Regions from separate parts of the Homo sapiens genome. Here region 2 is linked to region 1. Evidence: read pairs that join two places in POLR2A ChIA-PET (ENCODE). Cell type or tissue: OCI-LY7. All regions are shown on one strand.

Region 1 (8,000 bases):
GGCATGGAGGTGCATGCCTGTAATCCCAGCTACTTGGGAGGCTGAGGCAGGAGAATCGCTTGAACCCAGGAGGCGGAGGTTGCGGTGAACCAAGATCGCGTCATTGCACTCCAGCCTGGGCAACAAGGGCAAAACTCTGTCTCAAAAAAAAAGAAGGGAACTAGTTTTGAGCTCAGCTTCACGGAAAACTAACAATACATAATAAAATACGAGAAAATACAAGCTCCTACTCAGTTAATTTGTTTACTGGTCGAGGGAGCACCCCATTCTCCCCATTCTAGGAAGTGGCACAGTTTAGTGTCTAGGAGTGTAGGCTGAGGACACCACTTATTAACTGTAATCTTGGGCATGTTTAATCTTCCTTGGCCTCAGTTTCCTTACCTGTAAAATGGGGCTCACAATAGTTCTCATCACATAGGCTTATCATGAGGAATGAATCAGTCCATATACGTGAATCACTCAGAAATGCTGCTAATACACAGCAAGTGTTACGTAAGTGTTTGTGTCTGTTGCTGTCCCTGCTACTACCAGTTATTACCCTGAAGGTTAAATGAGATTACACTCAGAGTGCTTAAAACAGTGACAGGCATGTAGGAAACACTGAATAAATGTTATCACAGATACAGAATTTCTATGCTATTGTGGCAGGCCAGGTCTAACTAACAGCTGAACAGGCAGGCCTCCATGACAACTGTTTCAGCACTAACTGAGTGGGTAAGTTCAATATTAAAAGCTGATAGAGCCAGTGTCCTTATGCAAAGGCTGGAATGTCACAAACACCCACCAAGAGTTTTGCCCAGGCCTTTCCTTGGCTTTGAAGCATGACAAGATAAAGAAGGAATTATTAACAGGACCCATTTAGGATTAAATGAGTTTTATTGGGGGTCTGAAGGAACTCCCCAGACCTCCACAAACAAGTTTTATTGGGGTATAAAGGAACTCCCCAAACCTCCATGATTTAGCAGGAGACAAGACAAAGGTAATCACCCCTGTCACCTGGACCCATCTAGATTAAGTAAATTTACTAAGGCTCCAGAGGAAGGTCTTCAGGACTCGGACCTTAATCACTCATGTCTTTAGATGAATGCACACTTACATGTCGACATATAGCTTAGAAGGTATATACGCTCTGGAAAACTTCGTAATTTTGAGTTGGTCTGACGATATTTTCCCGGCCTTCTCCCTATAACCCGTTACAGAAATCAACTCTCTTCTTTCTCAGTTCCTCTGCATCTTGTTATTGGGCCGCAAGAATAAGCAGCCCAACCCTCAGTTTGGTCCGGGAACACTATGTCATTTTAGCCAGACATCATGAAACATGTTCATTTAAGAAACAATAGATTCAGTGTAAAACATATTACACTTCTCTTGCAGAATCATTTGCCTAGCAGATTTTTTTTAAGTCACCAAATCAGTTACAGCTGATTCTCATTATGCACAGTAGTTATGTTCTATTAAAGTCTCCACAAACACTGAATTAGACAATACTAAACGTTTGCTCCTAGGGAAATACAGGGTTAGGTTACCCCGAACCTCTGGTCACAACATTTTTATCAACCAAAATGCCATTAGCTTTATACAGGTTCAACTGCCAAGGTCCTTATAAAATAAGCCAGTTTTATTAGTATTGAAAACCAGCCGTTCCACATAACCCCTTTCCTTTTTAACATTTAGCAGGTACAGTCAATCCTCATTATTCACAGTTCTGCTTCAAAAAGTCACCACAAATGGTGAATGAGCAAATACTCAACCATTGGGGAAATGTATGTGTGGGTGTTTCTCACAAAGACTATAATCTTAAATGCAAAAACAACTCATCTTGGTGGATTTTATTTTCCATTTTACCAAAGAGAAAATGAGGCCCAAAAGTGGTAAGCCGTTTGCCTGAGGCCACATCAGTAACAGGTGCCAGCACTGGGATTTGAACCCCCTCCAAGGGGCCCCAGAGCTGAGCTTCTTCCACTGCACTGCACTGCCCCTGCCGTCTCTATCCTCTGGTCATCTCCGCATGAAGCTGAAACAAGAAGGCAAAGCCCTGCCTTGTTTGCCCTCTCTGGGAACATGTGCATCCAGAAACACAGTTTTCACCATTCTGTGTGTCTGGAAATGACCACAAAAGCACTGCAAGTATCAATGAAGTTATAAATACATGTTAGGAAGTAGGAGAATTTGCAAATACAGAATCTGTAATGAGGATAGACTGTATTTTTAAAATTCTTTCTCAGATTCTTGATTCTCGGAACCTTCCTCTTCTGTAAATGTAACACTTTTCATGTCATATCGCCTTTCAAAACGTGCAAGCCAGCACTAGCCAAGAAGGGTTTCACATTTCCTGATCCTGGGTAACGTGACCAAACTTTTTTTTTTTTTTTTGGCTTTCAGTCCCATAATGCTGTCCACTATGCTTTAAACAAACAAACTGACAAATAAATAAATAAAAAGTCATCTCTTGAATCCACAAATGTAGCTGTTTTCTATTTTTCCCAAAGTTTCATATGCACTATAGATGTTACTTTAGCACTTTCCAGAGTGGCCTCACATACAGATTGGCAAATTTCCTCTTCCTTTTTTGGATGTACTACATTTTGATTCATTAACATAGAACTCACAGCCAGCTGCACTATAACTCACACGAGCATATCTGACATAAATATTTTCTCTGTAAGGCACATCACAACCTTCCTGCACTCGTCAGCACTACGCCTGGGGGACATTTAAAACAGCAAAATCACCAAGAAAATGCCCAAACATGCAAAAACTGTAAAATGGGGCTCACAATAGTTCTCATCACATAGGCTTATGAGGAATGAATTTGTTAATAAATGTGAATCACTTAGAAATGTTGCTAACACACAGCAAGTGTTACATGTTTGTGCCTATCGTTGTCCCTGCCACACTGACATTTGAAGAAATGAGGGTTGTGGTTGTACAAAAGGTCCCATATTATGGATCTGATTGTCCTTTATGGTGGTGGTTTACTTGCTTCTCCATCCCCTGTATTTTCTGCAAACCAGAAGGTAGGTCTAAAGGTCTGATTCGATTTGGAATAGGAATACTCATGAGTGTGGCTGAGAATGTCATGCTTCATCATGCAGTAGGCACATCAAGTTGTCCCACAGTAGTGACACTCAGTCAGAGACTCGAGTGCAGTGCACACTGCCTGGCATCTCTCTTGAAAGCTTTGTTTTCTCTCATGTAATTAGCAGGTAATCTTTCATACATTACAAATATACATAAAGGCCAGGCGTGGTGGCTCACGCCTGTAATCCCAACACTTTGGGAGGCCGAGGTGGGTGGATCACGAGGTCAGGAGTTCGAGACCAGCCTGACCAACATGGTGAAACCCCGTCTCTACTAAAAATACAAAGATTAGCCGGGCGTGGTGGCACGCGCCTGTAATCCCAGCTACTCAGGAGGTTGAGGCAGGAGAATCGCTTGAACCTGGGAGGCGGAGGTTGCAGTGAGCCGAGATTGCACCACTTCACTCCAGCCTGGGCAACAAGAGCAAAACTCCATCTCAAAAAAAAAAAAAAAAAGAAAGACAGACTGAAAACAGATGATGCTTTTCAGGAGATTCCTTTTAAAAGGGAGCAGAGAAATGACCTATTGTTAGAGGGAGAGTGTGAGGTCAGGTGAGGGGTTTTTCAGATGGAAGAAGTTATAGCTTTGTATGCTAATAGAAAGGATCCAATAAATTGACTTTAGAGGAGTAAGATGGGAGAATTGCCACAACAACGCCCTGGAGCAGGCGAGCGGAGTGTCGAGGCTGGCTGACACAGGTGAAGGTACAGTGTCTAGCAACAGAGGCAGATGGGCAAGTGGAGGGAAGAGATTGTTGGAAGTCCTCTTTTGTTTTCTGTTTTTGTTTTTGTTTTTGTTTTTTGTTTTTGAGACAGTCTTGCTCTGTAGCCCAGGCTGGAGTGCAATGGTGAGATCTTGGCTCACTGCTACCTCTGCCTCCCAGGTTCAAGCGATTCTCCTGCCTCAGCTTCTCGAGTAGCTGGGATTACAGGCACCCACCACCACACCTGGCTAATTTTTGTATTTTTAGTAGAGACAGTGTTTCACCATGTTGTCCAGGCTGGTCTCGCACTCCTGACCTCATGATGGGACCGCCTCAGCCTCCCAAAGTGCTGGGATTACAGGCATGAGCCACTGCTCCTGGCCAGAAGTCCTCTTTTGATTGCTTTTGTTCTCAGTGACACAAGAAGCCAGGTCATTACTTAAGAATGGAGATTGAGAGCTGAGTGTGGTGGCTCATGCCTGTAATCCCAGCACTTTGGGAGGCTGAGGTGGGTGGATCACCTGAGGTCAGGAGTTCGAGACCAGCCTGGCCAACATGGTGAAACCCTGTTTCTACAAAAAGTACAAAAATTAGCCGGGAATGGTGGCATGTGCCTGTAATCCCAGCTACTCAGTGGGGGTGGCTGAGGCAGGAGAATCGTTTGAACTCAAGAGGCAGAGGTTGCAGTGAGCCAAGATCATGCCACTGCACTCCAGCCTGGGTGACAGAGTGAGACTCTCTCTCTCCAAAAAAAGAATGGAGCTGTGGAAGGAAGTGCTAGAGGTTCAGGGATTTAAAAAAGAGTTTGCCCCGTGAGTACAGCCAAGTGAGAATGGGCAACAGATCTGAGGGAACATGCAAAGGACTGCTTCCACTGAGAACCATGGAACCCAAGCTGATTCAGGAGGAAAACAGAAACATGCAGAGAAGGGTTTCCAGGGGAAAGAGGATAGGACTCTAGAGGGGTAAAAAGCTGTTGGAGTCCAGGATCAAGGTGCCACCTGGAGAAACCTAGGAAAAGAAGGGATGGTTAAGGAAGTGGATGCCTTGAAACAGATCATGAAGGAGTTGAAATTTTTAGTAATGTTAAAGTCACAGGTCTGAGCGTGGGAGGGAGTGAGTGAGACGGCAGAGGTCAGGGAATTGAAAGCATCATCTATGTGGATGCTGAAATCACCAAAATTATGATAGGGCACTGCTGGAGGGAGTGATGGTGACTCACAAACTCAAACTGTCAAGGGATGAAGGAGGGACGGTGGGGAACACAGTGTGACGATGACAGGAGACTCAAAGGTAGATGCCTGTAGGGAAGGAGAGGTAAGAGTAATCTGGAATGACAGAGAAGAAAAAGAGGCCACTTACTCCATTTCCAGGCCTTGGAGGAGCGGGAGAGAGAATGCTGCCACCATGTAAGAGGGCTATGGGAGAGAACCAGGTTCCAGTTAGAGAACAAGGTGAAGAAATCATTTAGAGAACAGGTTGAGGATGTAGGGGATTATATCGCTGATGCAATATGAATTCCAAGGAGCACAATGAAAGGGTCTCAGGAGTTGAAGGATGGGGCAAAAACAACAATACAGAGGCACGTGGGGTTGCAAGTCAGGAGGGTGCAATGATCTGGGAATTCTGGGTTTCCTGTGATGGCTGCCACCTTCTGATTAAAGAGCATAATGAGATTAGACTCAATGGTATCAAGCAGAGAGTAGTGGCAAAACTGTGTGTCAGGTCTTAAAATTGAGATTAATTACATATAAAAGTCAAGCAATTATGCAACAAGCACACGAAAAAAATGCCCAACATCATTACTCATGAGGGATGTGCAAATCAAAACCAGGTACCGTTTCACAACCACTAGGATGGCTGTCATTAAAAAAGGAGAAAATTTTTAAAAGCTGGCAAGAATGTGGAGGAATTGGAACCTTCTTATACCGTTGGTGAGAATGTAAAATGGCACAGCTTGCTACGAAAAACAGTTGGGCAGTTCCTCAAAAAGTTAAACATAAAATTACCATATGACCCAGAAATTTCTAACCCCAAATAAATGAACACTGGTACCTAAACAAATATAAGCTCACAAATGTTCACAGCAGCACTATTCACAATAGCCAAAGGTGGAAGCAGCCCAAATGTCCACCAACAGATGAATGGATAAATGTGGTATATCCACACAATGGAATCTTATCCACATACAAAAAGGAATGAAATACTAGTACATGCTACAAAATGGATAAACTTCAAAAACATTGTAAGTGAAAGGAGACATAAAAAGTCATAAATTCTATGATTCCATTTACATGAAATATTCAGAAGAGGCAAATCCACAGAACCATGATTGGTTGTTGCCCAGGGCTGGGGGGAGGAGGGAAGGGAGGGCTGACTGCTACACAGGTATGGAGTATTTTCTTGGGGTGATGAAAATGCTTTGGAACTAGATAGAAGTGGCAGTTTCACAACACTGTGAATACACTAACAGCCATGGAATTGTTCACTTTAAAATGGTTAATATTTTAGGGAATTTCACCTCAATAAAACAATTTTTAAAAAATGTTTACAAAGAGAAAAAAAAATCAAGAAATTCTTTACCCATCTCAAGATCAGACAACCTTTAATCCTACACTAAAAGATTTAAATGTTGTTTACTATAAAAGTCATGCAATTATCAATGGAGTTTGCAACTAGGTTTTCTAAACACATAAAGCCTTCTGAAAACTTTCATTTAAAACTCACATTGTGAAGGGACTCCTGCAGCACTGAACAGCACATCAGATGACATGCCCCTGGCTCATCTTTGCCCAGCTCTGGATCACAGGAAATAATGAACAGCAGTGACTAAGCTTAACCTTATTTTCTAATTTGTTGTTAAAACATAATACACTTTTCAAGGCCCAGTAATTTTTTTTTTCATCTTTAGATAAGAGAGCCACTCTTTTTGAGGTGTGTGAGTGACTCGCTATTGTCCCCCTAGCCTGCTGGTTACTAAAGAGTATTTGACTCAGTAGACAATACAGGAAGTGCTAATGTCCCTTTCTCTGCAAGAGTGTACAGCACAGGACTGGGTTCAAGATGGCAGACAGGAGATAGGACTGACATGCAGCTCCCACTTAGATGATGGAACAGTGTGTGGAGACTCACAGTGTGGACTTTTGTTCCAGGAACCATTGTGAAAGTGTACTAGGAAAATCAAAAGAATTCACAGATCCTTTGAAAAACGTGGCCACTCTCCTTGCAGGCCACTGCAAATTCCACAAGACAAGCTAAAAACTGAGTTCCCAAAGTGTGAGGGGAGAAACCTGCCTCCAAACACATGTCTCCACTGGGGAATCCAAAAATCCAGATTACAGGAAAAGGATTTAACCTTACCTAGAGCTGAAATGGATTTAGCATGAAATATAAAATTACAAGCAGCAGTGAGAAGAGCCTTTTAGGCACTCCCATTCTCCAGCTCAAGCCCAGGGAAGCCATGCCTGACAATGTCTCACAGGGGCACTTGGGGAAGGCAGCAGGTGGAATCTGGGAAAGGTTGCAGGGTGAAAGAAGCTTCCAGCTGAACTTTGTAATGATTTTGACTGGACATAAACTCTCTTGAGCAGAATCTGGGGGCAAACAGGAAATGCTGGAGGAAGGACAGCAGAGTCACAGTGGACAGTATGGGCAGATGGGGAAGGGTGGGGCCTGAAAGCCATGGTTGCTTTCTCAGTGGGGAAATTTATAGCCTGGGGCTAGGTCTGAGTCCTGCTGCCTGGAGATAAACTCAGTGCTATTAGCAAGACTGGCCTTGCCAACTGTGTGGGAACTGGGTGAAGCCTATTGCTACCAGCTTTCCCCCACATCCCTAGTGACAGAGGCAGCCATAATCCCCTCTGGAACATAACCCTATTGGCCTGATAACTACCCCCATCCTCCACAGTGGCCGTGGCAAGCCCTGCCCAAGGAGAGTCTGAGCTCAGACCCGCCTAACCCTGCCTGCCTCCACCTGATGGTGTTTCTCTGAAATAGATAGTTTCAAAAATAGAATTGAAGAAGTAGAGGAACTTCAGAGCTCTAAGACAAGGCCTTTGAATTAACCTAATCAGGCAAAGACAAAAAAGAATTTTAAAAAATGAACAAAGACTCCAAGAAATTTGGGATTATGTTAAATAGCCACACCTAAGAATAACTGGTGTTCCTGAGAAAGAACAAAAATCTAAACATTTGGAAAACTTATTTGAGGCAATAA
Region 2 (8,000 bases), 140 kb after region 1:
CATACACACACACATATACCCACACACCCGCATATATAACAGCATAAGAACTGATTTATAATACAATCTAACTGGAATTTCTAAAATGCCATTTGGGGTTGATATATAATAGACTCTGTGCTTTTAATTTATACCAAGTAAATGAGGGGACTATAATACCACCCCTGGAGACCCTGTAGGCTTTTGTAAAGGGAGTCAGAAAGTGTAAATGGACACAGAAGTACTAGGTTTTTTTTTTTATTTTGTTTTTTGTTTTTTTTTTCTTTAAGATGGAGTCTCTCTCTGTCGCCCAGGCTGGAGTACAGTGGCACGATCTCAGCTCACTACAACCTCCACCTCCCAGGTTCAAGCGATTCTCCTGCCTCAGCCTCCCGAGTAGCTGGGACTACAGGCGCACAACACCACACCTGGCTAATTTTTTGTATTTTTAGTAGAGATGGGGTTCCACCGTGTTAGCCAGGATGGTCTCGATCTCCTGAACTCGTGATCCACCTGCCTCAGCCTCCCAAAGTGCTGGGATTACAGGCGTGAGCCACCACGCCCGGCCCAAGTACTAGTTTTATAAACCTAAATAGGAGAAAAGCAAAATCAAACTATTCAACCTCTTTGTGCATGTATTAATTCAGGCTACCTTAGACTACTGTAGACCACAGGCTAACTCAGAAACAATTAGAAAACTGACTAACCAAGGTGAACACAACAAAATATATGTATATAAAACTCTGAAATAAAGATATTGTTACTGACAAGAAGCGTTTTTTCAGTGCCCAAATGTGCAATATGCAATTCTATGCCCCGATTCTGTCATATCTCTAACCCACCAAAATCTAGGAGAATGGGAGAACTCTCATATTCTCGGAGAACCAAGAACTAACCAGAGGCTATAACCACCATTTCTTCCTTCTTTATTTTTTGATTGTTTGTTTGCATGTTTGTTTTTGAGACGGAGTCTTGCTCTGTTGCCCAAGCTGGAGTGCAGTGGCACAATCTCAGCTCACTGAAACCTCTGCCTCCTGGGTTCAAGTGATTCTCCTGTGTCAGCTCCCAAGTGTTGGGATTATAGGCACCCGCCACCACACCAGGCTAATTTTTGTATTTTTAGTAGAGACAGGGTTTCTCCATGTTAGCCAGGCTGGTCTCGAACTCCTGACCTCAAGTGATCCACCCACCTCGGCCTCCCAAAGTGCTGGGATTACAGGCATGAGCCACTGCACCCAGCCTCTTCCTTTCATTTTTAAGACGGTCCTAACCAAGATCAGTTATCTCCCTAGAATAGCATTTCCCGAAAAGTGTTCAGAGGTATTGGTGAATAAAAGAGTGCTATCGCCAACTAAGTTTGGGAAACTGAGCCAAAATACATCTCTACCAAGTATCAATTTCTTTACTGTGTGACTTATCAGAGTCTGTAAATATGCTTGTATTCATTATGCAGCTCCAGAAGGATATGGCAGCAGGCAGTGTTTCCCAACCTTACTAACCACAGCACTCTTTTTGTCAGTATATCTCATGTGACTAGCATTCCATGGAACCCACTTTGGGAAATGTCACAGCAAAAATATATCCAAGATGGGACTCTGATTTCCCAGTATATGGAATTATTTGAGCCCGAGACTCTGGATTTTAGTATCAAATTTTCCTAGTTACCGCAAATGAGGTGTTCTAAATATGAAGACTAGAACTAGAACTCACTTGACCCACTACAAATGCCCAACTAGTCATTAGCCATGTGCAACTATTTAACTTAAAATGATTATAAAATTAAATAAAATAAAAAATTCAATCCCTCAGTCATGCTGATCACATTTCAAGCACTCAATAGCCACATGTGGCTACTGGCTACCATATTGGACAACATACCTATATATCATTGCCATCACTGCTGAAGGTTCCATTGAACAGCATTACACTAGAGTATAAGCTCCCTGTGTTTACGGGGATGTGTCTATTGTGTTTTGTTTTGTTTGGTTTTGTTTTTTCCCTTTGAGACAGAGTCTCACTCTGTCGCCCAAGCTCCGTGCTGGAGTGCAGTGGCACAATCAGAGCTCACTGTAACCTTGAACTCCTGGCCTCAAAGCACAGGTATTACAGGTGTGAACCACTACCATGCCTGTTGTCTTCTATCGTATCCTCATCTGCATCCAGTGCACTGCTTTGAACACATTTTTTTTTTTAATAAATAGCCATTGAATGGTAACAGGGGGGAAAAAAAACCATTACCATGAATAAAATTTCCTCTTATTGGTGGTTTCCTGGAGTTGTTCCCTTCCACTTCGCCTCCCAACTCCTGTCCTCAAATTCTCTGGTGACCTTCAGGTGTTCATCACAGCACTATTCACAATAGCAAAGACATGGAATCAACTTAAGTGCCTGTCAATGGTGGACTGGATATATAAAATGTGGTACACATATATCATGGAATACTACCCAGCCATAAAAAAATAATCATTTCCTTTGTAGCAACATGGATACAGCTGGAGGCCATTATCCCAAGCGAATTAATGCAGGAACAGAAAACCAAATGCCGCATATTCTCACTTATATGTGTAAGCTAAACATTGGGTACTAATGGACATAATGGTGGCAACAATAAAAACTTGGGGCGACTAAAGTAGGGAAGGAGAGGGAGCAAGGGTTGAAAAACTATCGCATACCATGCTCAGTGCCTAGGTGACAGGATCATTCATACCTCAAACGTGAGCATCACTCAGTACACCCAGGTAACAAACCTGCCCGTGTACCTCCAAATCTAAAATAAAAGTTGAAAAAAAATTATCTGTAACCAACCACGCAACACCCTTTAAGAGAAATCCAGGCCGGGAGTGGTAGCTCACGCCTGTAATCCCAGCACTTTGGGAGGACGAGGTGGGCAGATCACCTGAGGTCAGGAGTTCAAGACCAGCCTGACCAATACGGCGAAACCCCGTCTCTACTAAAAAATATAAAAAATTAGCCAGGTGTGGTGGTGGGAGCCTGTAATCCCAGCTACTCGGGAGGCTGAGGCAAGAGAATCGCTTGAACCCGGGAGGTGGAGGTTGCAGTGAGCCAAGATCGCACCATTGCACTCCAGCCTGGGTGACAAGAGTGAAACTCCGTCTCAAAAAAAAAAAAAAAAAAAGAATCCAGCACTGTCTCCAGGAGGGAAATAATTAATGTACAATAAGTATGCATGTATTTATTTTGATACTGATCAAATTCTATCCAAAAGGCTATAGCACACAAACATGGATGCACTGATACTGGCTTCTACATTCTAGAACCCAAAATAAGTTAACATGCAGAAATCAATGTGCATATTTTGTACAGCTTCCTACTCACCTATTTCCCCAATTCTAAAGTCACGTAAAATGTTCCTTCTTGGTTTGTCTTCCTAATTGGGTGATTTGGCAAGTGTAGAGTGAGTGGCCACCCCACTGCCTCTAAAAACAGAGGAGTCAAGTGTAACAACAGGTTGGTTATAAGCATTATGATGCCTTTGTTCTCATGAGCAGTCAGAAGTAAAATATCTGACACCTTTTTTCATGCACCAAACCTCACTCTAAATTGACTCTTAGTCTTTTATCACCCACCCCCACAAATGATCATTTTCCACAGTCCATGGCTCACCAATGAGTAAGCTAATCAATACAGTAAAAATGTAAATGTTTGTTCCACTCAGTACTCTTAAATATTGGAGTGGACACTTTCAAAATCACCTTTCCCTGATAACATAAAAGCTCTCTAAATCCCTGATTAATTACTTCTCAGGCACCTGTTAATCTCCCTCGCTGTTTCCAATTAACAAAATCAAAACCAACAGGTTTTAACATTCTTGCCAAAAAGACCAATTGTGTTGATTCATCCACCTGGCCCTCTCCTGAAAATGGTTGCTTATCTCTGCTTTCCATCTTTAACTGTTTAATAAATGTTTTTATTGTAAGCCGGGACTCCTATTAAGATATGCAGACTAAATATATCTCTTTTGTTCTAATATTTAGATTTCAAAAAATCGATTTCAAGCCTCTCCAAAAGCATTTCTTCTAAATAATGTGAGGCTGTGCCTCCTTGCATTACTTTACTTCCCTTGTGCACATCAATAATGAGATTCCAGGAGGAGGTCAATAGGACACTGGAGAATAAGACAAGACAAAGTCGGTGTCACAGCCGGGGTTCAGCATCCCACCGGTGCCCACACTAGGCCCCACACAAGAAATTACACGACAGTTACAGCGTTCATGTGAGGTGGGGCCAAGGGCCTTGGCAAAGGAATTTCAGTGTCCAACTCCACTAGGAGTCCCAACCAAATGAGAAAGTAATTCAATCTTTACAGTCTTTATAGTGAAAAGCTATTAACGAGGTGTCTTTTGCTATGTTGTGAAAAATGAAAAGAATAAATCCTTACTGCTTGACTAGAGAAAAAAAGTACATTCAAGAGCCTCTGTTAATTTACATGATGGGTAGTTTAGCACACCTGGCTGCAGACAAGTGCAACCTATGCAAATAGGTAACCCCCAGCTGAAAGACTACAGACACCCAAACCTCCTACTCACAAGTATGCTTTGTTTTTATCAAGCAACCAGCTTTTGAGAGTCTCTCTGAACCTATTCTGGTTCTGGAGGCTGCCTGATTTAAAACACAAAAAGAGAAAAGAAACTAGCTGTTGAGATAGGAAGGAGCACCTTGGAAGGTACAAACTGATCTAGTATGCTGACAATCAATCAATCAATACCTCAAAACATGTAACCTTGACTGGACTAACGCACTCTTTTTTCCTCTTGGCTTCCAGTAGGATTACTGCACTAATTCCCAAGAGCTGCTGAAGTATGAGGCTGACTTTGCTCCTCGGTTTTGTTATCAGCCTTAGTTAAGGTGTTTGAGAGAAACAGATACTTAAAATGTGTGATTACAGTTTAAAACATCAAGGGACTCTGATTAAATCTTTAAGTGGTGCTAACAGCCTTAATAACTTTAATTTGTTAAATTTAGAAACTAAGTGAGGTTAATCAATGAATAAGTGAAACCATTTTTGACATGAAAATTACTACTTTATAAATAAAAATTTATCTACAAGTTGAGCTTAAAGTTCAAGAAATACTAGGTTTTAAAATTTACTATTTTAATAAACTAATAATTGAAAAAGAACAACTTACTATAAATATCATTCCAAACAAAAGCCCTCCTCAGTTATTAAAAACACAATGACAATTCACTTAACCTTTATGCCAGTATTTTAAACTTTCTCTTTTGCTTTAAAAAATAGTAATAATGACAAAGTTAAAAGACAGCAAGACAAGTCCCTGAAAGTGAAACAAAAACATCTAGAAGACACACACTGGAGTTGTTTTTTCTTTTCTTTTTTTTTTTTTTAAAGAGACAGGGTCTCATTCTGTTGCCCAGGCCAGAGTACAGTGGTATGATCATAGCTCACTGTAGCCTCGAACTCCTGGGCTCAAACGATCCTCCTGCCTCAGCCTCCTGAGGAGTGAGCTACCATGCCTGGCTCCAGAGCAGTTTTGTGTCTAAAGAGTTTGGAATGGAAAATCACCTCAGAAAGGAAAAGGGTTAATGAGATAGTAAGGCGGTCATCACTGGGACCACTGCTGACCAAACAGGAAACAAATGAAAGTAAGCAAGTCACTGGCCCCACTACCTCCAGCCCAAGCCTATAAGGATAGGAAAGCAAAGTCAGTGTATGGGGTAGACCAGGTGAGACCATGGCAACAGGGGCCCACATACCCCATTTCCTGTGCCATGTGGAATGCAGGCCCACTACTGCTAGACCATCTATTAATAAATCTTCCAAAAAATTTCAGACAGTGGTAATTTGTACATATTCAGATGTTTAAGGGAAAGCATTTGATTTTTAAATCATGGCAACTAGTGATGGAAAACATTTGCACAAGCAAAACAAAACACATATGCAGGCCACAAATAGCCCATCCAAAGCCCATTTGTGGTTTCGATCTACAAGATAAAGTCAAACTTCACAGCATGAGGCACTCACAGCCTGGATCTCACCTGCCTACCAACTGCCCCCAGTCACACCCTATGTCAAACATCCTGCAACTCCTGAAGATGATTCCAAATGCTGGGCTTTTGCTCATACTGTACCTTCTACCCAGAATGCCCTGCCCAGACCACCTGGAAAGATCGCCTCTTTCATGGACTGTGTCCTCCTGCCCTCAGGTAGACTCAACCACTCCTTTCTTTGCCTCTTACACAGATTTCTATCATGACCTTTATAATGCTTTAGTATTAATGTAAATAAGTCTGACATATCAAATCCACTTAGAACAGCACTCCGCAGAGGAAAAGACCAAATTTAAAACATAGATAAATTCCCTATGACTTATTTATTGCAAGTAACAGAAACTAATTTGGTTGCTTGAGGATACATCGGGGTGACTTACTGAATGAGGCTCAAGGCATCTCACAGGAGCCAAGGAAGGTGGCCAGGTCTTAGGAAGGGCTGGAGCAAAGACTGGAAATCCAACCAACAGAGAGGAAGTGTTTTCTCCCTCTGGTTCCAATCTCTGTTTTTCCAGAAATGAACATAGTGGTTTCAGTTCCCAAGATGACACCTTCTAGAATTCCAGGAATGTGCTCATCCCAACCGGCTATCTCATCAATTCAAATTTCTAAGTGAGGATCTGATTTGTCTCTTTCACCCAATCATATCACCAGAGTTAATAAACATCATTACCAAAGGTCCAGGGAGGCAGTTCACAGAGCAGGAGGAATGGCTTCCAGAATGTGCCTCCAAAACTGTTTGCTGAGTAAATAGCAATCACTATCCTGGGCTGAGGAAAACAGGAAGTACAACACAGGCACTGCAAATCTATCCACCAAATCAGGCTTTACAGGAAGACTAGAATGAAAGCACTTTTTTATTAGAGGATAATGGCACTAATAGTGCAGACTGTGAAACATGGACGTGTTGTTAAGATAATGCATTTTAGCTTTCATAACTATCTTCTACTTTATTCCAAAGAGAAGTCCAACTTTCTGTGCCCTCCAGAGGAGCAGAATAATAGAATAATGACTATGAGTTCTGACTGGCCAGCCATTGTCAGTGGGTGCTCAAGAGATTCAAGTGTAAAGAATTTAAAATGCAGAAGATGGAAAAGGTAAAACTATAAAGACATTATAAAGATCAGGGGTTGCTAGTGGTTTAGGGGAGGAAGGGAGGAATAAGCAGGTGAAGCATTGGGAATTTTTAGGATGGTGAAAATATTCTGTATGATACTGTATTGGTGGATATGTGACATGCATTTGTCAAAATTCATAGAACTGTCCAACACAAAGAGTGAACCTGGATATATGCAAATTTGAAAAGAAGAATCATTTAGGAAGTCAGGGGATCCTAGGAAAGAACCCAGCCTGTGACAAAAGAATCTAATTGTATTACAAATGTAGGAAACAACCTTACTGAAGGAGGTAGGAGAAAGAGTAACCTAAGTGACTTTGCAAGTGAGTGGCATCTGTAAGAGTAAAGGCAAAAGGAACAGCACATAAGAATTGTACTCTAGCTGATAAAGTTGCTTCCCATGGGGATGCAGGTTACCAATGCTGCTACTGCTACACATGTGTACTGGAACTAAACAATTAAGTAGATGGATGGTAGATGGTAGAGGCCAAGTGATATGGTTTGGATATCAGTCCCTTCCAAATCTCATGTTGGAATGTGATCCAAAATGTTGGAAGTGGGGCCTGGTGGGAGGTGCCTGGGTCGTGGGAGGGAGGCAGATCCCTCATGAATGGCTTGGGACCATTTTCTTGGTGATGAGTGAGTTTTCACTCTATTTATTAGTTCACACCAAGAGTTGGTTGCTTAAAGAAGCCTGGCTTCTCTCTTGTTCCCTCTCTCACCATGTGATCCACTAGCTCCCCCTTCACCTTCCACCATGATTGGAAGCTTCCTGAAGCCAACACCAGAAGCAGATACCGGCACTATGTTTTATGTGTAGCCTGCAGAACCATGAGCCAAATAAAACTCTATTATTTAAAATAAATTACCCAGTCTC

What was found. Peaks named below come from ENCODE experiments on the same cell type or tissue, not always from the same donor. Only the 100,000 strongest peaks of a DNase experiment are listed, where the experiment ranks them.
Region 2: POLR2A ChIA-PET joins it to region 1 with 6 read pairs; 2 of 35 experiments call an interaction of 5 or more read pairs at or near these places.

Annotation. Positions count from the first base shown.
Region 1 is chr3:31,770,644-31,778,643 of GRCh38, forward strand. All of the region lies in intron 4 of OSBPL10 (oxysterol binding protein like 10), which reads right to left. Among named protein-coding and RNA genes, the nearest start is that of OSBPL10-AS1, 70 kb to the left of the region's middle. In OCI-LY7, no CTCF peak of the experiment used is centred here; no DNase peak of the experiment used is centred here.
Region 2 is chr3:31,913,001-31,921,000 of GRCh38, forward strand. The region is part of intron 1 of OSBPL10 (oxysterol binding protein like 10); the gene reads right to left. Among named protein-coding and RNA genes, the nearest start is that of OSBPL10, 64 kb to the right of the region's middle. In OCI-LY7, no CTCF peak of the experiment used is centred here; DNase peaks (open chromatin) are centred at 4,501, 5,331, 5,681 and 5,961; H3K4me3 peaks cover 4,215 bases; H3K27ac peaks cover 6,292 bases.